Linked DNA regions of Homo sapiens: regions 2 and 3 are each linked to region 1. A link is a contact called in ENCODE Hi-C or POLR2A ChIA-PET data. All regions are on one chromosome and are shown on one strand. The core of a region is the stretch at or near the end of the contact, and the rest is flanking DNA. Distances in the headings are between cores, read along the strand shown. Region 1 holds the start of BICD2 (BICD cargo adaptor 2). Region 2 holds the start of ZNF367 (zinc finger protein 367). Region 3 holds the start of ERCC6L2 (ERCC excision repair 6 like 2).

Evidence for each region. A loop is a pair of places that touch in the nucleus more often than their neighbours do. ChIA-PET counts read pairs that join two places held with the same protein, here RNA polymerase II (POLR2A). Pooled maps may share reads with other maps.
Region 2: a loop to region 1 is called in a map of CD4-positive, alpha-beta T cell, with 7 times the contacts of the local background. The contact joins the promoter of ZNF367 here to the promoter of BICD2 in region 1. A Hi-C loop is called at or near these places in 2 of 168 maps with a recorded cell type or tissue (CD4-positive, alpha-beta T cell and naive thymus-derived CD4-positive, alpha-beta T cell), 2 of 37 single-sample maps with no recorded cell type and 11 of 50 pooled maps.
Region 3: a map of B cell shows a loop between it and region 1 (17-fold over the local background). The contact joins the promoter of ERCC6L2 here to the promoter of BICD2 in region 1. A Hi-C loop is called at or near these places in 1 of 168 maps with a recorded cell type or tissue (B cell) and 5 of 50 pooled maps. POLR2A ChIA-PET finds 5 or more read pairs at or near these places in 1 of 52 experiments (CD8-positive, alpha-beta memory T cell).

The regions. Positions count from the first base shown.
Region 1 is chr9:92,762,948-92,767,702 of GRCh38, reverse strand. It overlaps BICD2 (BICD cargo adaptor 2), which reads left to right and starts at 2,870. Exons shown (of 7, transcript NM_001003800.2): 1 at 2,870-3,198. The coding sequence starts at 2,959. RefSeq lists silencers at 1,278-1,327, 2,180-2,919 and an enhancer at 4,743-4,755.
Region 2 is chr9:96,415,851-96,420,605 of GRCh38, reverse strand. It overlaps ZNF367 (zinc finger protein 367), which reads left to right and starts at 2,236. Exons shown (of 5, transcript NM_153695.4): 1 at 2,236-2,993. The coding sequence starts at 2,574. RefSeq lists enhancers at 1-371, 888-1,421, 1,422-1,955, 3,430-3,669 and silencers at 1,090-1,359, 1,620-2,279, 2,390-2,529, 2,830-3,069.
Region 3 is chr9:95,873,298-95,878,052 of GRCh38, reverse strand. ERCC6L2 (ERCC excision repair 6 like 2) reads right to left here and starts at 2,362. Exons shown (of 19, transcript NM_020207.7): 1 at 1,969-2,362. The coding sequence starts at 2,014. It overlaps ERCC6L2-AS1 (ERCC6L2 antisense RNA 1), which reads left to right and starts at 2,076. Exons shown (of 3, transcript NR_023390.1): 1 at 2,076-2,188. RefSeq lists enhancers at 2,152-2,211, 2,272-2,501, 1,633-2,507, 2,642-2,741, 2,782-2,831 and 1 more.

The DNA.
Region 1 (4,755 bases), core at 1,621-4,120:
CACCACCTGTTTCCAAGTTCAAAGCGCCATGGTCAGTCCCTGCGTGGGACTCCCATGGTCTTTCTCCCTCCCTCCTCAGACCTGCCCCACAGCAAGGTATGGCGGGGGGTGGGGAGGTTCGAGTCAGATCAGCCTGGATCAGGTGCAGGTGTTGCCCTGAGGCTGTGTGACCTTGGGCAAGTCACTGTGGGGCATCAGTCCCTCCCTTGCTAAGTACACACTCAAACAAGTCTTGTTCCTTCTTTACACTGGGAGCTCTCCCACTTACAGTTAACAATTTGCCCAGCCCAAGACAGTCCCAGGTAAGCCAGGAAGGTTGGTCTTCCTATTCCTACTACAACTGAACTCCTTAAAATTAGTTAATTTCACAAGCCAATCTATGACACATTCTCCTCAGACAAACAAAACACTAAAAAGAATCAGGGCTCCTTGGGGAAATGACTGATTTCAGGTCTGGGACATGGAGAGCACAAGATGATCTTGGAACAATTTGCATCAGACATCAAGGAAGTAATAACAATAATAACAAATTACGATGTTTTGAAGACATGGAGCCAGCTTGGAGGAGCTCCCACGGGCCAAATCTGCTACCATTTGAGCATCAAAGCAAGTAAGGAAAGTAATGGATTGTAACCCACGGAGTAAAATAAGAATCCATGGATCCATACTGCTAATGAATGAGAGAGAAGGGAATAGATGAGAAGGTATAGGTGCCTCACAGTACAAAGGCAACTCATAAATGGAGAAGGACTAATGGAAATAGAAAAGCAGCCAGTATGGCTGGTCGCGGTCGCTCACGCCTGTAATCTTAACACTTTGGGAGGCCGAGGCAGGCAGATCACGAGGTCAAGAGATCGAGACCATCCTGGCCAACATGGTGAAACCCACTCTCTACTAAAAAAAAAAAAAAAAAAAAAAAAATTAGCTGGGCATGGTGGCATGCGCCTGTAGTCCCAGCTACTCGGGAGGCTGAGGCAGAATCACTTGAACCCGGGAAGCAGAGGTTGCAGTGAGCCGAAATTGCATCTCTGCCCTCCAGCCTGGGGACAGAGCGAGACTCTGTCTCAAAAAAAAAAAAAAAAAAAAAAAAAAAAAAGCAGACAGTATGGTAATAATTATTTCAGGCAAGAAGTAGTCATGAATGCCAAAACCAGTGGGTCAAGGTTTGAGGAGTCATAGGCTATATCTATGGTTGCAAAGTCTTCACTCATGACACTAATTACCAAAGAAAAACCCAGCATCAATCAGAGAAATGCAAATCGACATCACATACCTCCCGGCTGGTGCTCTGAAAACTCAGCAACACCTCAGTGACAGTCCTGCCAGAAACGCATCACCTCATCACCCCATGAGCATATACCAGTGTGCACTGCACTCCTCAGAAAGGTCAATCAAAGGAGACTCAGGAAACCTGACGACTGAATGCAACTGGATCCTGGACCACAAAAACAATACTGAAACTCTCCAGTATGGTGTTGGGCCCTCGTGCAATTAGAGTGTGGACTGTGCATTAGATAGTGTCAGTACCCTGTGTGCTGTGATTTCTGCTGTCATGGCTTCTTTCTAATTTGGTCTTGAGGGAGAGTGACCATAAGCCAAGATAGCCACTCTCTAGGAGAACCGAATGGGTGTGGGGTTCAGGTGAGATACAATGAGAAAGTAAAATTAAAAGGTACAAAACAGAAGGAATTTATTATTCTTAGGTTCCGGAGAGGTTAGGGATGCCTAAGAGAGGCGGACAAGCAGATGGAGAGGGGCAGTGAGAGACGGTGGGAAGGAAGGGACTATGGCTGTGCTAGGGTCCATGGAAATCATCCTTTAGGATTTCCCTTGGGGCCTGTGGACTGGCTAAAGAAAATACGAGGGAAGGGTGAACTCATCTGCACTGATACTGGCCATTAGGTGCTATGGCGGTCAGCGGCTGTGGGGTGTGTTGCGCTTTAGGTCAATGAGATAAAGAATAAACGAGTTATCTCACACACCACCATATACGGAGAAGTGTTACCTACGCCAAGGCGAAGGGTACGACTGGCTTTCAAACAACTTAAGTCAGGCCTAAAAATAGATGCGGAGACAACAATTATATTTACCACGTTTATGACCCTGTATTAATGGAAATGTCTTTATTCCCAAGAAATAGACCTTGAAGGACTGAGGGGCGGTGCTGAGGTTCCCGCTGGCCCCTGGGCGCCCCCTGCTGGCCCGTCCTCCTCCCGCCCCCAGACGTCTGCACAGAGCATGCGTCACACCGTCCACGGGTTTCCAGCAGCAGCCGTTCACCCGCGCTCTCGGATGCGCTTCTAGCTCGTGGCCTCCCGGGCTCTGTCCGCGTTGTTCGTCCCACGGTCGGGAGCCCAGTCCTGCCGCCCCGCACCCGCCTCCCCCTGGGGGTTCTCCCGGCAGCCGTCTTGCCACCCCGCGTGGCCGCCGGCTGCCAGAGGCACAGGGGAGCGCGAGGCCCGGCGACCGAGCAGTGTCCCCGGCTCTGAGTGTGGGGAAGGCCGCGGGGCCGCGCCCACTCGACCGCCGTCCAGGGGACTGCAAGGCGCCGGTACATCCGGCTCGACGCTGGCGGCGCAGGCCAATCACGGACGGGGACGGGTGGGCGCGGGGCTGGACGGGTTTTGTAGTCGGTGCGCTAGCGGGACTACTGTCCCCACAGCCCCCTGGGCCACATTGGCGTCAGTGGCTGCGCCCGAGGGCCCGCCCCTCACAGAGCATGGGCCAATCATAGCCGGGGGCCGGGCGGGCGCCGGGCATGATGGACCTTGTGGTCGGAGCGCAGGCAGGACTCCAGCCCCCAGCGGGCCCCGCGCGCCGGAGGGGAGGAGCCGTGCGGCGGCGCGGGCGGGCGGGCGGCCGTCGGGGCAGGGCGGCGGCGGCGGCGGCAGCGGCGGCGGCTGAGGAGGGCCCGGCCTGCGAGAGCCTCAGTGGGAGCCGGCTCAGCCCTCGGCCACCATGTCGGCGCCGTCGGAGGAGGAGGAGTACGCGCGGCTGGTGATGGAGGCGCAGCCGGAGTGGCTGCGCGCCGAGGTGAAGCGGCTGTCCCACGAGCTGGCCGAGACCACGCGTGAGAAGATCCAGGCGGCCGAGTACGGGCTGGCGGTGCTCGAGGAGAAGCACCAGCTCAAGCTGCAGTTCGAGGAGCTCGAGGTGGACTATGAGGCTATCCGCAGCGAGATGGAGCAGCTCAAGGAGGTGAGCCGAGCCGCCCTGCCCTGCGACCCCCGCCCGGCGCCGGGGCCTGTGGGCGTCGTCCCTGGCACCAGGGCGGCCAAGGTCAGCTTGCCAAGCGGGGGCCGGCAGGGGTGGGCCGCCGGGGCGGAGGGGGCACGGGCAGTATGTGGGAGTGGGCCCGGCCTTGGCTAGCAGGCCGGTGCCGCGGCCGTTGCAGACGCCGCTAATGCAGGGGTCCGGGCGCCTTGTCGCCTCCTGCAGCTGCCCGCCTGCTTCTGTGCGGACCTGGGCGGCCCCGGCGGGGCGGGGCTTCGTAAGGGCTGATGCTTTGCGGTGGTCGCTGTTCCGGGTGTGTCTGAGTGTGGGGTGGGGTTGGGAGGGCAGTGGCTGAGCCGGGAGCTGAGGCCACGGATGCTGGTGACCCGCTGGGAGAGGCCGAGGGTGGGCCTGGGTCTGGGTGGCTGCGGCTCTGTCACCTTCAGAGAAAGCACTTCCCCTCTCTGGGCGCAGCTACTTTCGGAGCGTTTCTGCTTCTTTCATGAGTGCCTCCGAGGTGGGGAAAGGTCGTGGACAGCGGCCTAAGTGAGTAGGGGCTCGGGGTTGCACGTGGAGGTTGCCCCTGGCATGGGTCCCCCAGTACCCTTGCCCCAGGCCCAGCGCTGTGTCCTCATGGCCGGGATTGCGCTCCCACCAGCTAGCATGACTTCCCTGGCCCACTTCCTGTCCAGCCCCGCTTCTCGGGCCCTTCCCCTCGCTGTGGCTTGCTGTGTTCCTCTTGGACGGAGACCTCAGTGGTCTGTGTCATTCCCACTGGGGGGAGAGTAGGTTAGACCACCAGGCTGGTCGAGGGTCTCCAGGCGGCAGGGCAGCGGGAGTCTTGGACAGTCCTTCCCCAGCTTCTCTTCTCCCGTTCCCTGACTCCATAGCGTTGTTTGCAGGAATTGCTTTCTGGGAGGATACACCAGGGTTTGGATCCAGGCTGTGCCCCTTGCTAGTGATGTGGCTTTGGGTAGAGGCCCTCCGTGAGTCTTAGTTTCCCCCTCTGCAAAATGGGAGTGCAGTACTGCGTGCCCAGAAAGGATTGTTGTGAGGGTCATGTATTTGGAAAGGACTGGTGTGCGGTCAGGAGTATAGCTTGGTGGTGTGCTCCCTTCCCCCACTTGAGTGTGTCCTGGTGAGCCCTTGGCTCTTGGTTTCCAGGCTTATCACCTGGCACCTCTGCTCCCAGTCAGCCCAGACAGGTGCCTAAATCATTTGCAGCCTTCCTTGCCTCCCCCGTGTCTGAGGAGACCCGTCTGTGGAGAGCAGAGAATGAATCCAAGCAGATGCTTGGATGTCTGGGCAGAGCAGGTGCTCAGTTAGTACCAGTCAATGGCTGACCCTGGGCCAGCAGGAGCTGGGTCCTCCCCCATCGCCCTCAGGACTCGATTCTGTTGTCTGTCAGCAGGTATTGGCACCTTCTGCAATGCATGCTCCAGTGGCGCTGGAGCTACAAGAGGGGTGAGATGCAGCTGCTCTTGCAAGAGTCCCCATCTTAGGGTGGGGCGTGTGATAGGGAGGCAGGGGGCTCTGAGAATA
Region 2 (4,755 bases), core at 987-3,486, 3.7 Mb before region 1:
GAAAGTCAGCATCCTGTGCTGGATGATTCATCTTGCCCTCTGGGGCATGCTCTGAATGTTAAACAGTAACTATTTGTTGGTGATTAATCTGTTGGATTTTGCTCAACCCCTAATTCGAGTGTCCATGATGGATAGATCACTTTTTTCTTTACACTACTTGTCAAGTATAAAACAGATGGATAACATTTCCCTTCCAACTGATTCAGAAAAATATGTTTTTTGGTATTAAACTGTAAAAACAAAATGTATGTTTACTAAATTAGGTGAAAGTAGGGCTGAACTTTCAACTTTCTAGATCAACCATTACAATATGAAATTTGCCCCTAAACCCTGAAAGTTTTGGAATATGAGAAACGGGACCGAGAAATGTGTGAGTCCCATTTTTCAGCCTTTTCCTCCTTTTGCTCAGCAGACACTGAATATAATCCACAGGCAGTACAGACTTATTCTTCCAAAGGATTTATTATGTAATCTTGTACAAGCCTCAACTTTTCTCATTTATAAAATGGGAAAAATATCTTCCTTACCCAATTGTTGAGTGAACTGTGAAACATCCATATGTATTATTGTGTATCAGTACATATATGCTATTTTTGTAGTAGGCCTCCAGAAAATGGAGGCTATATACTGTTTCATTTCTTAAAAGGATACTTTCACTTGGTTCAAAGTTCAAAAGATAGTTATATATTGTATTTCTTGAAATCTTTTCACTTCTGTTCCCAGCCACACAATTTCCCTCCATGATCCATGTTTCTTTTGCATCTTGCCAGATATTTTATGTACGTCTAAAAGTAAAAACGTATTTTCCCCACTTTAACAATTTTACATAAAATCACACTATTGCTTGTTTTGCCTTTTAAAATAAAAATACATTTTTGAAATTGTTCATATCAGTACAGTTTCCTTTATTTGTTTTTAAACAATTGTGGCTTAATTTAGTCATAGCTGTGCATTTGTGTGTCTTTCACAGAGAGAAAAGCTATTCAGCTTAGTTATCTGTTATTATACAGTCGTGTTCTAACTTAATTACCAATCCTAACCCTTAACCAATGGATATTCATTCATCCATTCAGCAAATATTTATTGAGCCCCTACCGCGAATCAGGCGGTGCCTGGGAATCTGTATTCCCAAGAACAAAACGCAGCTCCCCAGGCCACATCTAGCGGGTAGGAAGCCGGGCAACCCCTCCGCCCGGTCCTTCCTCTGCAGCCTGCGAGCCCCACCCGGGCCGCGGTCGGCGCCAGCCAGGCGGGGCTGGGGCGGGGCGGGCAGAGGACGTTGGGGCTCCGCGCGTCCCGGCGCGAGTACTAGGACGCGGCCGGGGCAGGTGGGGGCCGAGCAAAGTAGGGCGCTGCCCCGACTCCCGGAGCAGCCGCTCGGTAGAGCGGGGTCGCCGGGGTGGGGAGATCCCCGAGGCAACTTCGGGGCATCAGTCCAGGGTGAGAGTGTCTACTCTCGCCCGGCTCTTGTGGCCTCCGCGCCGCGAGCGGCCCGCAGGGACTTCGGAGGCCACTTCCTGGACTCTCCCCTTTCCACAGATGGGGAACCGGAGGCCCACAATCGGCCCGGAGGAGTCAGGGCGGTGCTGACAGGGCTGGTTCACAGAGCGTGCAACAGCTGAGCAGACGGAACTCGATTAAGAAACCAGGCACGCCGGGTGCCCATCAGGACCTCGGGCAGCAGAGACTCCAGCCGCCGGGCGGGTGGTGGGACCGAGGGCGGGGCGGGCGGCGGGGCCCCAGCCCTTTAAACTCCCTGCGCGCGGGAACCGCGGCCCAACAACCAACGGCGGGCGGGGCCGAGCGGGGCGCGCGCCTCCACCGCCCAACGATCACCACCCCCCCCGACCCCGCCCCGCCGCTGTCCAATCAGCCGCCCTCTTGCCGCCCTCCCCGCCGCCCTTGTCTCCCTGGCCCGGACTAACCACGCGGAGGGACGGCGGGGCGGGGCGGCAGGCGGGTGTGTCCGGGCGAGTGGAGACGCCGCGCGCTCCACTGGAGTTTCGAACGCTGTTGGCCCTCCAGACAGAAAAAAATATAAGAGCGGCGGCCAATGGCGAGGTGGGAAGGACCCGCGCGCAGACCCGGCCCCGCCCCGGCCGGCTGGAAAGAAGGCCAGGCCTGGCCATTGGCTCGCGCCGCCTGTCACTCGCCGGTGCGGCCAGCGGGCAGCGGCCTCGCGGTGACTGGTTCCGCCCAGGCGCGAAATGTAACGCGGGAAAAGCCGGGGCAGGCACCGCGGCGGCAGGTTGTTATTTTTGGGGGCTCAGCGCCGCGCGTCCTGCTTTCCTGTCACCGCAAGGGCCGGGCCGCCCGCTGCTTCCCACCCCTGCAGCCTGCGCTGCGGAGTACAAAGAGCGGAGGGCGCGCTTGACCTGGGGCTGGGGTCCAGCCCTGCCCGCCGGTGCCGTCTGCTCAACTAGTTAGGTGGCTGCTGCGCAGGATTCCGGGAAACGTCAGTCTGCCATGAGCCGGCAGGACTGAGCCTGCGACTCGGAGCAGAGCGAGTGAGGGGCAGAGCGGTGCTCAGGAGTGCGGCCCGGGGCCGCCGGAGCTGGGGGTCGGGCCGGGCGATGATCCGGGGCTTCGAGGCGCCCATGGCGGAGAACCCGCCGCCGCCGCCGCCGCCCGTCATCTTCTGCCACGACTCCCCGAAGCGGGTGCTGGTGTCGGTCATCAGGACGACCCCGATCAAGCCAACGTGCGGCGGTGGAGGGGAGCCGGAGCCGCCGCCGCCGCTCATCCCCACCAGCCCCGGCTTCAGCGACTTCATGGTGTACCCGTGGCGCTGGGGCGAGAACGCACACAACGTGACGCTCAGCCCTGGGGCCGCGGGGGCCGCCGCCTCGGCCGCCCTGCCTGCAGCCGCAGCCGCCGAGCACTCGGGGCTTCGTGGCCGGGGCGCGCCCCCGCCCGCCGCCTCGGCCTCCGCCGCCGCCTCGGGAGGTGAGGACGAGGAGGAAGCGAGCAGCCCAGACAGCGGCCACCTCAAGGTGAGCGGCGCGGGCGGGCGGGCGGGCGGGACGTGGGGCAGCCGGGGCCCGTTAACGGTGCGGCGGGCGGGGCGGAGTTGAAAACGCGAGGTCGATCCGGCTACGGCGGGGGCTGCGGCTGACAGGATGCTGACGTCACTGCCGCGCGCCAAAAACCGGCCCCAGTCGGGGGGGGCCTGTCACGTGACAGGCGGGAGCGGCGCGGGAGACCGTCCTTGCGGCAGGTGCAGTGGGCGGGAGCGCGGCCCGGGGTCGCTGGGGAGGCCGGGTCAACGGCCACTGACATCCTCCCGGCGGGCTGCCGAGTCCTCAGTTCCGAGAGGAAACGAGAGGGATGAGGGCCTTGAGTTGTTCCACCGACTGCGAGAGGGCAGGGAGCGCACAGTGTTTGCTCCATTACTGCAGATCGCCCTCGCCCTGTTAAAAGATGCCCTGCAGAGACAGCCGAAGAGCAAGAAAGGACTTCTGGGCCTGTTCTGCGGCTGAAGTTGTGCCTTCGCTGCCTTTCATTTATCCAGCATACTACTTGCTAGGTGTTGAGAGCACATAGTGGAATGGGACGCTAAAATTGCTTGCAGTCTCCGACTGCTTAAAGCTGGGAAGGTCGTTACCACTGGTTCAAACCTATTTTACAGATCAGGCAGCTGGGGCTTACAGTGATTAGTGAGGCGACCTTCCCACGATGGCACAGCTCAGTAGTGGAAGAGCGGGGACTAGGTCGAGGTTTTGTGGCTTTTAGTCCTGCATGTGTTTGGGGTGACTTTCTGCTGACTTATACTGAACTCTGTAGACTGTAAGCTCCAGGTGAGCCAGGAGTATTTCTATCTAGAAGACTATATGACTTTACTACCTTACATTCTGTAAATGCTCAATAAAGGTGCTCAAAAAATATTTGTGTAATGAATGAATGGTGCTAACAGAAGGGTAATATCCAGGTTCCATTTGTTAAGTGGCTGTATAAGATAAGCAATTTGCAAGAGATAACAAGTAAATCACATAGTGGATAACTGCATCTGTATCAGCACATAATGTATAAGTTGAAACGAGTTTGATCATTTTACATGCAGTCACAAGGATGTTGAAACTACATTGTTTGGGTTTTGAGGAAATTGATATATTTTATGTGGCATTATTATTAAATAATTATAAGGTTATAAAACTATAGGTTTTTATACACTTCAGCTCTTGAAACTGCACCTCAGTAAACATTTGAAAGAACAGAACCTGGGCCGGGTGCGGTGGCTCACGCCTGTAATCCCAGAACTTTGCGAGGCAGAGGCGGGCGGATCACGAGGTCAGGAGATCAAGACCATCCTGGCTAACACGGTGAAACCCCGTCTTTACTCAAAATACAAAAAATTAGCCGGGCTTGGTGGTGGGCGCCTGTAGTCCCAGCTACTCGGGAGGCTGAGGTAGGAGAATGGCGTGAAGCGGGAGGCGGAGCTTGCAGGGAACTGAAATCAGGCCACTGCGCTCCAGCCTGTGCAAAAGAGCGAGAATCCGTCTCAAAAAAAAAAAAAAAAAACAACAAAAAAAAAAACCATAACAGAGCCTGGTGAGGTGGCTCATGCCTGTGATCCCTTCAGGAGGCTGAGGCTGGGGAATCACTTGAGACCAGGAGTTCAAGACCAGCCTGGGCAACATAGACCGCATCTGGCGGCCTGCACCTATATACGTAGCTACATGGGAGGCTGAGGCAGGAGGATCACTTGAGACCAGGAGTTTGAGGCTACAGTGAGACATGATAGCACCACTGCACTTC
Region 3 (4,755 bases), core at 1,113-3,612, 3.1 Mb before region 1:
CCTATTTAGCGTAGGGTACCCATTATTCTCTATCTCATCATTTTATTGCCTCTGTAGCACTTATCATAACATTTAATTATCATGTCCACTGGTTTTTTGTCTTTTCCTTCCAGTAGAGAGTAATTTCCTTTCCAAGAAAAGTTTGTACTGTTATAAATTTTATCCCCAGGACCAACACAGAGTCACACAGCAGACATTCAGTGAACATGCGAATTTATTACACATTCTTTTTTTTTTCTTTTTTTTTTTAGACAAGAGTGTCTCTGTCGCCCAGTCTGGAGTGTCATGGCACAATTATAGCTCACTGTAAACTCCAACTCCTGAGCTCAGCCATCCTCCCGCCTCAGCCTCCTGAGTAGCTGGGACTACAGGTGTGCACCACCATGCCTGGCTAAATTTTTTATTTTTAGTAGAGACAGGGTCTCGCTTATGTTGTCCAGGCTGGCCTCAAACTATCCTCCCGCCTAAGCTTCCCCAAAGTACTGGGATTACAGGTGTGAGCCATGCGCCTGGCCTATTACAAATTATCAATCTCACAAATCCTTGATATCTTGCGAGAAAACTAAAAAGTACACCAACATATACATAACTGTAAAAACTGCATTGGAAGAAGAGTGCTATGAGAAGGGAGTATTGAGAAATGTAATTTAAAAGGGAAAGGGGTCTAAGAACTGTATCTCAGATAAGTGTACAGCATGTGCAAAAAAAAAAAAGCCTTAAGGGAATCACACAACTTATTGGAGTATTTTGGGTTTGAGTTCGGATAATTTCTAGGACGAAATAAATTCAGTTGAGTTAGAAATGGAATCTCTCAGTATCCAAACTACAGAACAACTGCTTAAATTGTTAAGATTTCCTGTTGGATTTAACAGGGAAATGGGTTAAGTGTCCTAAAATTTAATGAGTCGAAATCATTTGTTTTGGTTTAAACTAATTACCAACTCAACTCATTCTGGTGATAGGGTCTCTCTCTCCCTCTTTCACTCCAAAGGCCTCCTCAAGCATTCCTCAAGGGTGTTCCCACCTCGGGGCCCTGGAGCTTTCTGCTCCTTCCACCAATTTCCCTAAATACCAAGAGTGACTAGATTTATCAAAAGGAATGAGCCTCCCAGTCACAATATCCACTCGGCAGCTTCATCTATTTTTAGCTGCCAGTCTCCTATAGGTATTTATATGTTTGGTCCCTGAATTACAGCGTCATCAATTCCTAGACCTCAGAATTCAGGCTTGTAACTTGCCCTCTCTGAACTTTAGCTCTGAATTCATCTATTTAATGAGATCGATATCTTCCTCAAAGGAAAGCAAGTAAACAATCAGCATATTGCTGGGCTCAGGAAAATCACTCAATACCTGGTAGCTTTTGTTATACAGCACAATTATTAATGAAAACTACTCATTTGGGTGCCAGAAGGCATCCCAGGTGACTTGTGGTAGATAATCACACCTTCTTTAAACCTCCTATTTAAGGCAGAATATAATGCCCTGACTCAATAGGCAATAAAACTCAACTGAACTAAATATCTCAACCTTCATTTATCTACTTACAACAAACTTCTGCCATTCACTAACAACTGGGGCATACAAGAATAAAGAATGAAAATAACATTTACTGAGTGCTTAATATGGGCCACACGCGGGGTCACATAAATACTTTGCGTATTCCCCACGTCATTTAATAATCGCAAGAACCTAGTAATGAACCCAGTTTTACAGATGAGGAGCCTGCCCAAAGTTGCTCAGCAAGTAACTGTCAGAGGCAGCACTAGATCCCAGGGGCTGACTCCCGAGTCCAGGTTCTCAACACTGAATCGGAGATTTGGTTCCAGGCCTGGAGGGGTTCACAATCTGCAGCTGTCACTGAAGAGGATCTACAGGGCAAAACCCCAACCCGAAGGGCACCGGCAAGAACTGGTCCAACGCGACGCAGTACACAGGCCTCTGCGTAAGGGGCGAGCGCGGAGCTGGTACCTTTGCCTGAGGTTTCCGCGCGGGGCTGTGGCGCCGACGGATCCATCCGGCCAGGGGGAGGGGCCGAGCCCGGCTGCATGTAACACCCGGAAGGCGGCGGAGGACAGCAAGGTGGCTGGCCGGCAGGCCAATGGCGGCCAACGCCACTTCCGGCCGCCCTCCGAGCATCGCTCTTCGGCAACCCGAAGCCACAGGATGGAGGAGGGGGATCCCAGCAAAGGTAGCGACTAAGGGGACCCAAGCAGAACGGGAGGGCGACGTCCGGAGCGGCGGCAGAGCCAGGGGACGCTGTGTGAGGCTGGCAAAGCGGTGTTCACCTAGTTCTCTCGGGCTCCGCCGCCGCCGGAGGAGGACAGGAGGCCGGCAAGGCGACCCCCAAATCTTCCTAGGCTCTGACTTCCGTCTCCTAACCCCCGCAAATTCCAACCCGGTCTTGGAAAATCCCGCGAGAACGGGCTCCCGAATTGTCATTGGGATCTCGCGAGAACGAAATCTTCCTTTCTGTGGGCGGAGCAATCTTCCCGATGTCTCTTCCCTCTGAGGCCAGTAGCAGGAAGGGCCTCGGGAGTTGCGAGTGTCGCGAGGTTTGAGGTCGCTCGGTGGGCCGGGCGCTGTGCGAAGCTAGAAATAACTGGGGGCATGGAGAATGCGGTGGCTGTAAAGGGCCGCTGAGGCGGTGGAGGCCTGGCAGAGAGCGTCCCCGCGGTCGCGGCTTCTGGCTTCTCTGTGGAGCTTGGTTCTTCCGTGGTGGTGCAGCACCCCAGGAACTTCAGGAACCAGTCCTTCCTTGGAGAGCTCCCCGGGACAGCCACGGGGGCCAAGTGAAACTAGCGCGTTTTCTTGGATCCTACACTTTATAGTGAGTCATAAATACTTTAAATACAAAGCCAACAACATTTGCTGCAAATAAACGTAAAAATACTGTTAAAGTGTAAAGTGTTTTCCTCCGTACCATCTGACGTTTCTGGCGGTTCGTTGAACGCGAGAGAACGCTGAGCCGTCTGCACTGAGCCCGGGAGCATCTTCAGGGCAGCGCCGCCCACGCGCGAGGTGAATGAAGGACACGGCCTCTTGACACTCCCAGGCAGCACAGATAGACGGATCCGTAAGTGGCTCCCGCGCATGTTAAAATTTGTATACTGTAAGGTATTTCATGGATTGAGTGAAATACCTGACAGGGCCTGTATCCGTTCCCTATTGCCACAATAACCAAAAACCACAAACTTTGTAGCTTGAAACAGCACAAATTTATCATCTGACAGACAATGCATTTATTATCTCACGGTTCTGTAGATCAGAAGTGCTACCTGGGTGTCACCCGGGCTGCACTCCTTTCTGGTGACTCCACAGGACAATCCTTAGCTTGCCTTTGCCAGCTTCTGTCCACATTCCTTGGCTTTGGTCCCTTCCTCCATCTTCAAAGCCAGTGATATGCCATCTCTCTGAACCTTCCATCCTCAAGTCTACCGCTGATTGCAGCTGGAAAAGATTCTGAGGGCTCACCTGAGTAATCCAGGATCATCTTCCCATTTCCAGGTCTCTGCCCTTGATCACATCAGCAGAATCCTTTTGCCATGTAAGCTAATATATTCACGAATTCCGGAAATTAGGAGATAAACATCTTTGGGGGATCATTATTCTGCCTACAGTAGTGTCTTAAGAAAACAATATGGCTGTTTGCAAATAGATCTCAATTCTATGGCAGATACTAAAAACTAGTAGTATGTGTTCATAAAATGCTTCATTTAAAATATGACTTGTTTGCTTACCAGCAGGCAATAACTTTAAGCCTAAGTGAAACATCTAACTCAGCCATCTATGTGTGAGTTGTTGGCCAGATCACTTCTCCGTGTTTTATTGTACTCACCTATCACCATTACAGTGAAGCTAATAATAGTAAACTACCTAAAAATGGTAATTGTAAAAAATTAGATAATTAAGTAAAACTCCTAAAACAGTAGCTGGTCATAGTAAGGAATATATGTGTTGTTATTACTATTATTATCAATGGAATGCATCCACTTGAAAGTTGCATTCTACATAGCCATTATGTCAGTTTAATATTTTGGCTAATAGGCCGGGCGCGGTTGGCTCATGCCTGTAATCCCAGCACTCTGGGAGGCCAAGGTGAGCGGATCATGAGGTCAAGAGATCAAGACCATCCTGGCCAATATGGTGAAACCCCGTCTCTAATAAAAATACAAAAATTAGCTGGGCGTAGTGGCACATGCCTGTAGTCCCAGCTACTCAGGAGGCTGAGGCAGGAGAATCGCTTGAACCCGGGAGGTCTATAGAGGTTGCAGTGAGCCGAGTTTGCGCCACCGCACTCTAATCTGGCGACACAGCGAAAAACACTACTAATTATAATTGTAATTCTTGATTCTGACATGCACCCTGATATTGGAAATCTTAAAATCTAGAAAAATCTGCTGCTTGTTATTGATGGATTATATCTCTTTTCACATTGTCTCTAAAATCAAAATGGCAAATTGAAATTTTAATCAAGCTTCTTTTTTTCCCCTACAACTACCAGGGAAGAAGTTTGATTTTTTTCCCCTCTCTGAAATGACTAGTTGTGTAATTTTGTCTTATTTTTCCAGAGGTCCATTGAGTTAAGATGTAGCTCTTGACAGAGCAGACCTCTTAATAGAAGTGATAAGCAAATTCAGAAATAAATTTTGATTTAAATGGGAGGTATCATCTGGTTGAAGGAATACCCTTGTGACTAACAAAAGAGGAGGATACCTCATTTTCTTTTTTTTTTTTTTTTTTTTGAGACGGAGTCTC